Linked DNA regions of Homo sapiens: region 2 is linked to region 1. A link is a loop called in an ENCODE intact Hi-C map of the cell type or tissue named here. Cell type or tissue: endothelial cell of umbilical vein. All regions are shown on one strand. Each heading gives the region's core, and the rest is flanking DNA. Links, peaks and the distances in the headings are about the cores only.

Region 1 (5,379 bases), core at 185-5,184:
TAAAAATTGAGCTTTTGTCCCAATCAGCTTTTTCTCTTTCTTTTTTTCTTTTTTCTTTCTTTCTTTCTTTTTTTGGATGATAATTTCCACAGCTCTTTGGAAAGACAAGACAGTCAGCACTAGACAATACTGTGCATTGTAAAAGACCCACGATGTTTCTTCAATAATGGAAAGTGAATGCCATCAGGTAGTGGTAAAGGAGGATCAGTTAAAACCCAAAGCCTCTACCAGGCAAAAGGATCCCTGCTGGCCTCAACTCTTCTCCCTGGGGAGTGTTTCTTCCCCAGCACCAGCTGGGAAGCTGGTAGGGGTGGGGTGCATTTGTGTGAAGTGAAGCTCAGTTGCATGAAAAAGGTATGGTGCGGCAAAAGAAATAAACCATTTGACAATAAAACATAGTAGGCGCAAGGGAGGCTTCTTCCTGCCTGCAGAGGGGAAGGTTCTGCATCTCAATCGCAAACGCACAGGATGTTCCAAGCCTAAGGGAACAAGTGCAAACAGACTCATGCCCACAACAAAACCTGGCGGACCCTGCAAATCAACTACTGTGGCAGGTAAAGCTCTGCCCTAGGGCGGCTGCAGAGCCTCCCAGGGGCCAGCTGATCACTTCCTTTGTTCAGCTTGCAAAGATGGAGTAGCCACCCATTCCCCCACTACACACACACACACACACACACACACACACACCATCCAATTCACTATAGACAAAGCACAACCGCACTGCTTCGTGCTAAACTAAAAAACGTTAGTTTTTATTTATTCTATTTTTGTAAATGACCATCCCAGCCTGCCATATGTGCCTACTATTTGGGGGCATCATTACAGCGCATCACCACGGAATCCCAGCCTTGCTGGGCGCCGGTGAAGACGCGGCTTCTGTACCTGATAATGGCACGTCCCCTCTCCACCCCGCCCTAGGCACACCCTAGCGCATCTGACACCCGCCAGTCGCGGTGTCTCCGTCTTGCACACAATGGGTTGAACACTGCATGCATACAGCGTGCGCCCGCGACAGTAAACTAAAATCTGCTCTAAAAACTCGGCCTTTTCTTTGATGTGAGGGAGAAAAGAAATGAAAAATGTAAAGTGCATCGAAGGCACACACACACACACACACACACACACACACACACACACACACACATAAAGTTGATCATTCCCACTGCAGCCACGTTAGCTGTCCAGTCCCATAAACGATACATTGAAACATGAGTCGGACTGAACGCAGGCAAGAAGGGGACACGGCGAGGACAGGTGGTCCAGACACCCTGCCACCCTCGCGGCGCAGGGGTCAGAGCCGTGGGGCTGGAGCTGGGAGAGGGGCGCGGTCGGGCTGCCAAGTACCCCTGGGGAAAGGTGTCATCTCTCCAAACCCAGCACGGCCAAAAGGATCCTTAGACAAAAAGCACACCTCAACCTGGGGCGGCAAAAACCGACACTCCAGGCGGAGCAGTGGTCCTGGGAGAGCCGCGAGCCCCGCGCTCCTGGGGAACTACCGGCGGTGGGAAGGGAGGATAAATAATCCAAAGTTCTCCGTGCCACTGTTTGGGTTTCCTCTTTGTTTTGTTTTCCCCAAACCCCAGGGTCGCTCAGTCTGTGTGGCGCCGGCTGGACTGACCGCCGCGCTCCGCCACCCGGACCCCGGGTCTCCGTCCCTCCCCGGGGACCAGGCCAGAGAAGCCGGCGGGATCCGAGCCGACCCCGCCCGCAGCGCAGCGGACAGGGAGCGAGCGAGGAGGGAGGGAGCAGCGGCGCCCGGACTCACCGTGATCCGCGGGATGTTCTTCTTGCCTTGGTAGGACATGGTGGCGGTGGTGGCTGCAGCGGCTGGCTCCCTCCCTCCTTCTTCTGCTCCGGCTCGCCCGCGCCTTCCTCAGCGCACAGCGCCCCGAGATCAGGTGGAGTGAATGGTGCGCTGGCCGCGCCGCCGCCTCCGCCCGCCTCCGCCCCCCTCCCGGGCTCCCGCGGCGGCTGCCAGAGACAATAGTAAATCTCCCCGGTCCCCCTTTCACCCCCGCCCCCCCACGCACACCCTCCTCCACCCGCGTTCACGCCCGGGTTTTGTTTTTTTTTTTCTTTTGCTGCGCCAGCTGGGACCCCATAAGACAAGAATGGCTGATCTGCGACTCCTCCCTCTTCTCTCTTATCCCTATTGATTTTCCTCTTTGCATCTGCCTCACCCACTTTTTCTTTTTCTTTCTTTTTTTTTTTTTTCTGATTCGCGAGTGCTGCGGAGTCAGGCTGCTCCACAGCCACCAGGGGGCGCGAGGGGCTTTTCGGGAGCGGAGGCTGAGTCCCGGGGGTGGGAGCATCAGCTACGCCCTCCCGGCCGCGGGGCCGAGTTGCGGGCGCCGCCGCCCCCAGCCAGCTCCTCGTCGGATCTCCTACCTTCCCCGCCCTAGTTTCAGAATGGAGACGGTTCCCGGCTTCCCTCCCGGCACCCGCTCTCCTCTGCCATGGCGCGGGTCGAATGCGGCGGCCGCGCCTTTGTTCGAGAGGAGGGCTGGGCGCCGCCTCTGCTGCTCGCGGGGTGGTAAACAGCGGCGCAGCCCCTTCAGACGCCGGAGACTGGTCCGACTCTGCAACCTGGCGGGCCTGCTGGGGTCCCCAGACCCGGAACATACACATTAGAAAATGGAAAGCCGTGACTCGCTCTCAGAGGCTGCAAGGGGCACGGTAGCAGTGGACTCAACCATTCCCTGTATTTAAAAAATATCCAAGTAGTATCTTGTTAAAGAAACTCCACTGCCTGACTGAGTCTCAGAATCAAAGAAAGAACATGAATGCTGCTCTGTGAGTAAAAAGTAGAAAACACCTGTGGAGTGGGAAGGCAGTAGCCCAGACACGTTCCTGGTGCGCAGCCATGGATTTGGAGTAGAACTGCTATTGCTCCCCATCAGTAATGAACCACGTGCACTGCTCACAATCCCGAGTTTACTTTAGGCAGGGCTGACAGACGAAGGTTTATATGTTATTACAAGCAAAACCATGGCCCTTCGGCGATGGAATACATTGTCCTTTAGCTACCTGCTAAAATCAAACGGCCAAAGGGAGACATATTTGGAGAGGCCACTGTGGGTGGGGTCTGAGTGGTGGCTGGGGGTGAGGGAGCTCCTCAACTCTCACGACAAATAATTCCAAACATAAAATTTAAGGAACCAAAAAAAGACTTGCTATGCAAAAAAAATTATAAAACCCTTTGAAGACAATTTTCCCACCGCTCCCCAATTGTCAATCTTAATGTTCTATTAAATAGAAATCCTGTATGTCACTAAGCATGACTAAAGCTGTGTTGAATCTTGAATTCACGTTTCCATAAGGCAGCCCACTGATGGCAATTCTAGACATCTTGTCATTAAAGTGAAGACGTGCTTGCGATAAAGAAACTATATAAGGCATCCACAGAAAGAGAATACAGAATACTCCGGCTTGGGCTTTCCATAAACCCGAAACGAACCAGACTGGTCACATAATCCAAGGACACACAAAGCCCCCCTTAAACACTCCCTCTCAAGTGAGTTAATCCAAGCTTCTGGTTATTTATGGTTAATTGGACTGAATGCAGTCTTCGCAAGAAAAGTCCACAGCAGTCTCCACTTTATTTCTGTGATACTCTGCAAAGGAGGATGAATGCCAAGCAAAGATCACCTCCCTATACTCTTGCAAAACACAAGGGGGAATAAAAAGACTGGGCCAAAGGCACGCCCTAAACATTTTGCTTTGTTCTTAAAGCGTAAGTGCTGAGACCACTAGCCAAGAGTTGTGAAATTACAAAGCATTCTGGGGATTGGCATGCAAATGAGCAGGATTATATTTAGAACAGAGTAAAAGGAGAATTAACTACATACTATGGAAACCAGCAGAGCTCTCTCTCTCTGCATCTTTCCTGTAGATTTTACTGCCCCAAACTTGCTGGAAAGGATCTTGCACATTTTTCTCAAGAAAAGCAAAAATATGTAGGGGACATTTACAATCCTAAAAAAAAAATACCGCTGCTGCTGCCTTTTTTTTTAATTTTACAAGTTTCTTTGCCTTTCTTACATCTGAGTTATCTCCTCTGTTACCATCATTATAATCCAGAACACTCTTTACTAAATAGATTTATACCATATTTTTGATCACTTGATTGTGTGTGTGTGTGTGTGTGTGTGTTGTTTCAAATAACAAGACTTGGTTAAGCTTTTTTGAGGTCAGGTTTGCATGCAAGAGGCCATGCTGAATGGCAATTGCAATGTGTTCTTCTGGATCCGGCTGCTGTGACCAGCCAGACACAGAAACACAGCAAATTGATTCAAGCTGTTGCCATCATCAGAAATGTACAACAAACACTATTTTCCTTGTTTCATCCCCTTCAATTATCTTTCACTTTCTTGAACCAAAATAAAGCCTCTAAGATGAATTTGAAGGAAAAAGCCTTCCTTGGCCATAAGAAAGGCAGCCATCAACACAGGATGCCTCTGTGTCTGGCCAAGAGAGAGAAGAATGGAACCAGTATGGATGTTTTCCACAGTAGAATGACTCTGAATGGTTTTCCTTGGATACACAGCAGTGCTTGGCTTTAGGTATCTCAGTAAACTGAAAGAGGGAGAGGAAGATGTAGAAATAGACTTGATTTACAGTCCCAAAGAAACTTAATTTTGGCTACCACACCTGCCACACCACAGATTTCCACACTTAAATCAATGGGTACTCCATTCCAGTTGCTCAGGCGAAAGGTTTGGCACCATCCTTGATTTCTCTCCTTCAATCATGCCCCTACTCTCCACAGACAATCTTTCAGCAAATGCTACTGATTCTATTTTTTTTTTTTTTTTTTTTTTTTTTGAGACAGAGTCTCGCTCTTGTTGCCCAGGCTGGAGTGCAGTGGGGTGATCTCGGCTCACAGCAACCTCCGCCTCCCAGGTTTAAGCAATTCTCCCGCCTCATCCTCCTGAGTAGCTGGCATTACAGGTGTCTGCCACCACACCTGGCTAATTTTTGTACTTTTAGTAGAGAGGGGGTTTCACCATGTTGGCCATGCTGGTCTCGAACTCCTGACCTCATGTGATCTGCTTGCCTCAGCCTCCCAAAGTGCTGGGATTACAGGCATGAACCACCGCACCCAGCCAGTTCTATCTTTTAAATGTATCCAGACTATGGTCTCCTCTCATGATTTGCAAAGTTTCTTCCTGTGTTTAGCCATCATTTGGCTATCACCTGAATTATTGTAACCTCCTAACTGGGTTCTCTTCCTCACCATCACTCATTCATTCATTCATTCATTCATTCATTCTCAAAATATTCACACAATATTTACCTTGTGCTTACTATGTGCCATTATTTTTATCAGTGTTAGTGCAATGGAGGTGAATAATAAGTCCCAAATATCATGGAGTTTAC
Region 2 (5,379 bases), core at 327-5,326, 81 kb after region 1:
AAAATAACTCATACTTTTCAAAACATCTGAAAAATATTTTTAAAAAGAAAGAAAAAGCTTATCCAACGACCTTCCCTTCGACACAACCAGTCTTAATATTCTGGTGTGTTTCTTTTTTACATTATTCCTATGTATTGCTTTTTAAAAATATATAATATAGCTATGATTATACTATGTATACAACATTACATTTCACCTTTTAAAAAAATTCACCATTGTAATATAAACATTACCATGTCATGACAAACCCATCACAAAGTTATTTTAATGGCAAAATGATATTTTAAGAGGATGCATGTAGTTCATTCGACAAGGTTCTTGACTAATTTTCAAGAGCAATGCCCTAAAAATAATCTACCAAATGCTGGTAGATCATTATGAGATAGATGCCCCAAAAATATAATCTAATGAAGAATCACTGTCCTCATAGTTAACCTACAACTAAAGTCTTTCCTTTAGGTTAAAGAATGAATACTTCCTTGAGACTATTTTCTTGTTTTGGTATTTTATTGGGGTTGCTTTTAATTTAGATGATAGAACAGTCTCAGATGGAATTTTAAAAAGAAAAAAAATCACCTATAACTCCACTGCTCTAAGAATGCCATTCCAAGATGTATATGCATAAAGATATTTACACAGGTATAATCATACAATGCATGCAATTTTGTGTTCCTTTTTTCCACTTAATATTACAGCTTCTTTGCCATGTTATTACATAGTCCTTATATCTATCATTTTAATGGCTGCATAATCATCTACAAGTTATTGCTTGTGGCAACACAGTTCCTTTAGGTTTGAGAATAGGCAACAATTATGTGGAATAATTGGGAAAAAGTTTATTTAAACATGTGCTAAAGCAGTGATTTTCTAATTTTGATGCTTGATGTGCCCCAAAGGTTATCGTGGTAAGGGTGATGAGGAGACGAATCAGGGACTACCCAATCATCCTTTAATTAATGTACTTCTCTTTTAAGTTTCCTTTTTGAAAATAGGGCTTAAAAAAAGTAGGAGGAGAAAAAAAAGGATAACATTAAATAATGCAACATTTATGTAGAGCATGCCATTTACCAACTATGTGACATTGGGCAAATGCCTAAGTTTGCTTATCTATAAAATGAGGATATTAATTTTACCTCATTCATTGGGTTGTGGTAAAAAGTAAATAAATATATATGTAATAAACATATATTGTTAGAACAATGCTTGATGCACCACTGTTGTATAAGCGTTTGTTGATAAATAGAATACTGGAAAAAAAAACAACAACAACAACATCCAGCCAGCAAACCTAGAGTGCATTCAGGTTTGTGAACTTTAAGCAAGAAGTAGAGCAAGTAGAGACAGTGGTAAATCTGCCAATGGCCATAATAGCCCCAAATCAGAATAAAGGTTAACCACAGGCTTCAGGGTAAGAATACCTAAGTTTATAATTAGACTCTGATACTTCATACTTTGTGACTTTAGACAATTGATTTAACTTCTCTAAGCCTCAGTTTTTTTAATCTGTCAAAGAGTGGTAATAATATTAACTATATCTTAGAGTTCTTGTGAGCAGTAAATGAAATAATTCCTATAAAGAATTTAGCCCAAGACCCGCCCCATCTTATCTCTTCAATAGATAGTTAAAATCATCCTAGGTACAATGCATTTTTGATCAATTACTGGGTTTTTTTGGGCCACACCCACAACTTGTTTTATCTTAAAAAGTGCCAAATATGTTCCATATGGTGTCCAGATGGCCAAGATGGAAAAAAACTTTCGTTTCACTTTTCAATTTGCAAATGGACTTATATTTGGAAATCCAGGCTGATATGTCTCCAGAAGTCAGTGTGCCAAGACATTTTCTGTAATTGCAGACAGTAGAGTCTGGGGAATAATGAAGATCTTATGAAAGGCACTGCCTTAGGAGTTAGGTGATTCAATTCTGGTCCCAATTTTGTCCCAAACTTGTTATATGACCTTAAATACGTCAGTTTTCTTCCTTACCTTTAAATTATCTCCTCCTGAATATGGTGGTTGAACAATAGACAACCTCAAAGGTTTTCTTATCTCTATAATTCTTATTTAGCAAAAGGGTCTGTGCCATTTTAAGAAACCTTGAGGTGGTCATGCGCAGTGGCTCACGCCTGTAATCCCAGCACTTTGGGAGGCCGAGGCGGGTGGATCACGAGGTCAGGAGTTCAAGACCAGCCTGGCCAAGATGGTGAAACCCCGTCTCTATTAAAAATACCAAAAAATTAGCCAGGTGTGGTGAGGGGCGCCTGTAATCTCAGCTACTCGGGAGGCTGAGGCAGAGAATTGCTTGAACCCGGGAGGCAGAGGTTGCAGTGAGCCGAGATTGGGCCACTGCACTCCAGCCTGGGCAACAGAGAGAGACTCCATCTCAAAAAAGAATCCTTGAGGCATTAAGGTTTTGTGGACAAGGAGTTACATTTTACAGAGCAGTGTGTAACTTCGGTGAAGATCGTCATTTCTAGATCAGTCATGTTGGCTCCCTCTTTCCTCTCTATGGGAGTTATCACAAAATTAACTAGAATTTAACGGATAAATTCCTGAAGTTCATGAATGGCAAAAGTTTCTGCCCCTAAAAAAATATTTAATCCAGATATTTGCATTTGGAGTTCATGCATTAACTTAAACACTCCTTGTCTGTTAAACAAAATAAATTACCACCCCACCTTAACATTGCCTCTGGCTCGCAGCAGAGGGGAAAAACATTTTTGGTTTGTAATACAGTAAAATTACAGAATGTTTGCCTTATTTAGTCATGGTCTGGCTGATTCATTCCGACTGATATTGTTTAGAATGAAAACTTGACCAGATGTTCAGTTAAGTGAGCTAGAAAGATTAACTCTCAGTCCTACCATGTTATCTTGAAGGGTGGGTGTAGTCATCTCCAAAGAATTTCCTGGAGTTGGACACAAAGGTTACTGATTATGATTACAGCTAACACTTTGTTAAATACACCCAGTGTACCAAGTGCCATCCTAAGTGCTTCAAGTGTATTAATTCGTTTAGACACACAATAATCTTTAAAGAGAGGTACTACTACCCTTTTTCATGAGTGAAGTCACTGAGTCTCAGAGACTTGAAACAACTTGCCTAAGGTCACTCACCTGGTACATGATAAAGGCAGATTTGAAACTAGGAACTTTGATGTCCATGCTTTTAAAATTTTGCTGAGTCCATTGCTTTATGCAGTTTCTTGTTTTTGACCCAACATACTATAAAGACTTGAAAATACTAGACTCATTTCTAATTTAGGAGTGGGCGAAGAGGAATTTGAACTAGTATGAGTAGAAAAAAATATAGTACCTGATCCAAGGGGAAGGAAGAATGATAAATTTTGAAGAAAACACATATATACCTGATTAGAAACCTCTTGCGTTACCAAAACATCTCTACTGTTTATCCATCTTTTAAAATAATTTGAGGAGTGTGAAAAGAACTAAAGTTTAGACTTTTACTGCTTGTCTGCACAAGATAGCTGGAATGTTTTGTTGTTATGATCAAAGCCAAATGGATAATATTCGTTGCTGCTTCTTGGTTAACCTTAAAAAGAAGCAAAAAGAAATTCTTAGATTCTCCTCATCTACAGTGAAATCCAAGATATTGCTTTGTTTGGGGATTTGTTGGAATTATGATTCTGGTTCTTCACTGACATTCTTCTGAGCTTAATTTAATGTCTGAGAGCTCTTTTATCTTTTGTTAGCACATATTCTCCAATAATATAAAGAAAGCATAACACACTATCCATTTAGGTTTTAAAACAACAAAGTAGTTTGAAAAGTATGTTGATTCTGGCTGGAGCAATTTGGATAGATTCTCCCAAATCTGGGTCTGAGAACTCATAATGTATTTGAAAGGCATTACATCTAACTCAAACTCAATTCCCCATACTTTTTATCCCTTAAATCCAAGGGATTATGTTAAAAATATTTGTAATATAGCATACTTTTTTTTCTGTTCTTGTCTCAGTGACGATATTCCAATTCGTTTGCATGCAATGAAAGCTTTTGTTCATATCATTAGGATCCTGTAAAGTTGCATCAATTAGCTATGACATCTGAATACATGCAATTTTGTTGGTTTAAGCATGTGTTATGATGTGGATTAATAGCTTCAGTAATGGGACAAGAAAGATCACAAGGGTAGCAGCTTTGACACAAGTATAAAAACTCTGCTAACTACAAGCAACAATAGAAAGTAAAACTCAGATTAAGACTTTGATTAGCTAGGACATGGTTTGTCCTGAGAGTAAAATAAGCCATCTGTATTGTGCCTGTTATTTAAATACAGAATTTCTTCAATAGGGAATGATCTGTCTTTTATCACCTTAAATTTCTTTCCTTTTCGAGAGTTTGTTAATTCTACTAGAAAAAAATTATATGTGATCAATGAATAAAACATAAAAAAGTAGAAAAATTACCCGGGGTCTCACCATTCTTACACCACTTAAATTTTAGCACACTTCCACTTACTTATAATTATGTTCTGCATATCAATACTGCATCCTTCATTTCATTTATTTTTTATTTTTTAAATTTTTTGAGACAGAGTCTCACTCTGTTGCCCAGGCTGGAGTGCAGTGGCACGATCTTGGCTCACTGCAACTTCCACATCCCAAGTTCAAGCCATTCTCCTGCCTCAGCCTCCTGAGAAGCTGGGATTACAGGCATGCACTACCACACCTGGCTAATTTTTGTATTTTTAGTAGAGACAGGGGTTTCACCACGCTGGCCAGGCTGGTCTCCAACTCCTGACCTCAAGCGATCCAACCACCTCGGCCTCCCAAAGTGCTGGGATTATATGCATGAGCCACCACGCCCGGCCTACATCCTTCATTTCAAAAGCTGAACATTAAATTGTCTGAATTTTATTTGTGTATAGAAACATAACTCCTCATGGTTTTCCCAATAGTCTTTTGAGTGGATGTTGCATATTTTATCTACTTGGTCCTATATTTCTAAACAGTTAAGGAGTTTCCAGCTTCTCTAATCTAATGAATAATAATTAAGTATTCATCTTTATGCCCAAACATTTCCTTTTCAGGATTATTTCTTTAGATTAGCTTTCCTCAAGTGGAATCTCTGCTCAAAAATGTTGTATTCTAAAGTTTATTGCAAGTAAACATATTTTATCAGCTTATACTGACTTTTTGCAATAAACTTGCCCACAATTACACTATTAATTGGTTTGTCCAATGACCAAAATGAAGTTTGGAAAGCAGAAAGTCACTGTTCCCTAAAAGGATTCTGAGTTTTCTGGTGCTTTAACCACAGTTTCTGAATTTCTTTGAAACAGTTTTAACTCTCTGCTTTGGCATGTGTTTCTGTCATGTACCTAAGTCCTTGAGTTCATTCACTACAAGGCTCTGGC

The links. Hi-C counts contacts between places; a loop is a spot of excess contacts. Peaks named below come from ENCODE experiments on the same cell type or tissue, not always from the same donor. Only the 100,000 strongest peaks of a DNase experiment are listed, where the experiment ranks them.
Region 2: a loop joins it to region 1, with 4 times the contacts of the local background. A loop is called at or near these places in 1 of 110 quality-filtered maps.

What each region holds. Positions count from the first base shown.
Region 1 is chr5:147,451,784-147,457,162 of GRCh38, forward strand. All of the region lies in intron 1 of DPYSL3 (dihydropyrimidinase like 3), which reads right to left. Among named protein-coding and RNA genes, the nearest start is that of DPYSL3, 56 kb to the right of the region's middle. RefSeq lists a silencer at 2,306-2,445 and an enhancer at 4,164-4,665. In endothelial cell of umbilical vein, for the core only: a CTCF peak has its summit at 2,255 (motif pointing right); a DNase peak (open chromatin) is centred at 2,278; H3K4me3 peaks cover 2,095 bases; H3K27ac peaks cover 1,071 bases.
Region 2 is chr5:147,532,984-147,538,362 of GRCh38, forward strand. No RefSeq gene overlaps it. Among named protein-coding and RNA genes, the nearest start is that of JAKMIP2-AS1, 24 kb to the right of the region's middle. In endothelial cell of umbilical vein, for the core only: no CTCF peak of the experiment used is centred there; a DNase peak (open chromatin) is centred at 2,858; H3K27ac peaks cover 2,308 bases.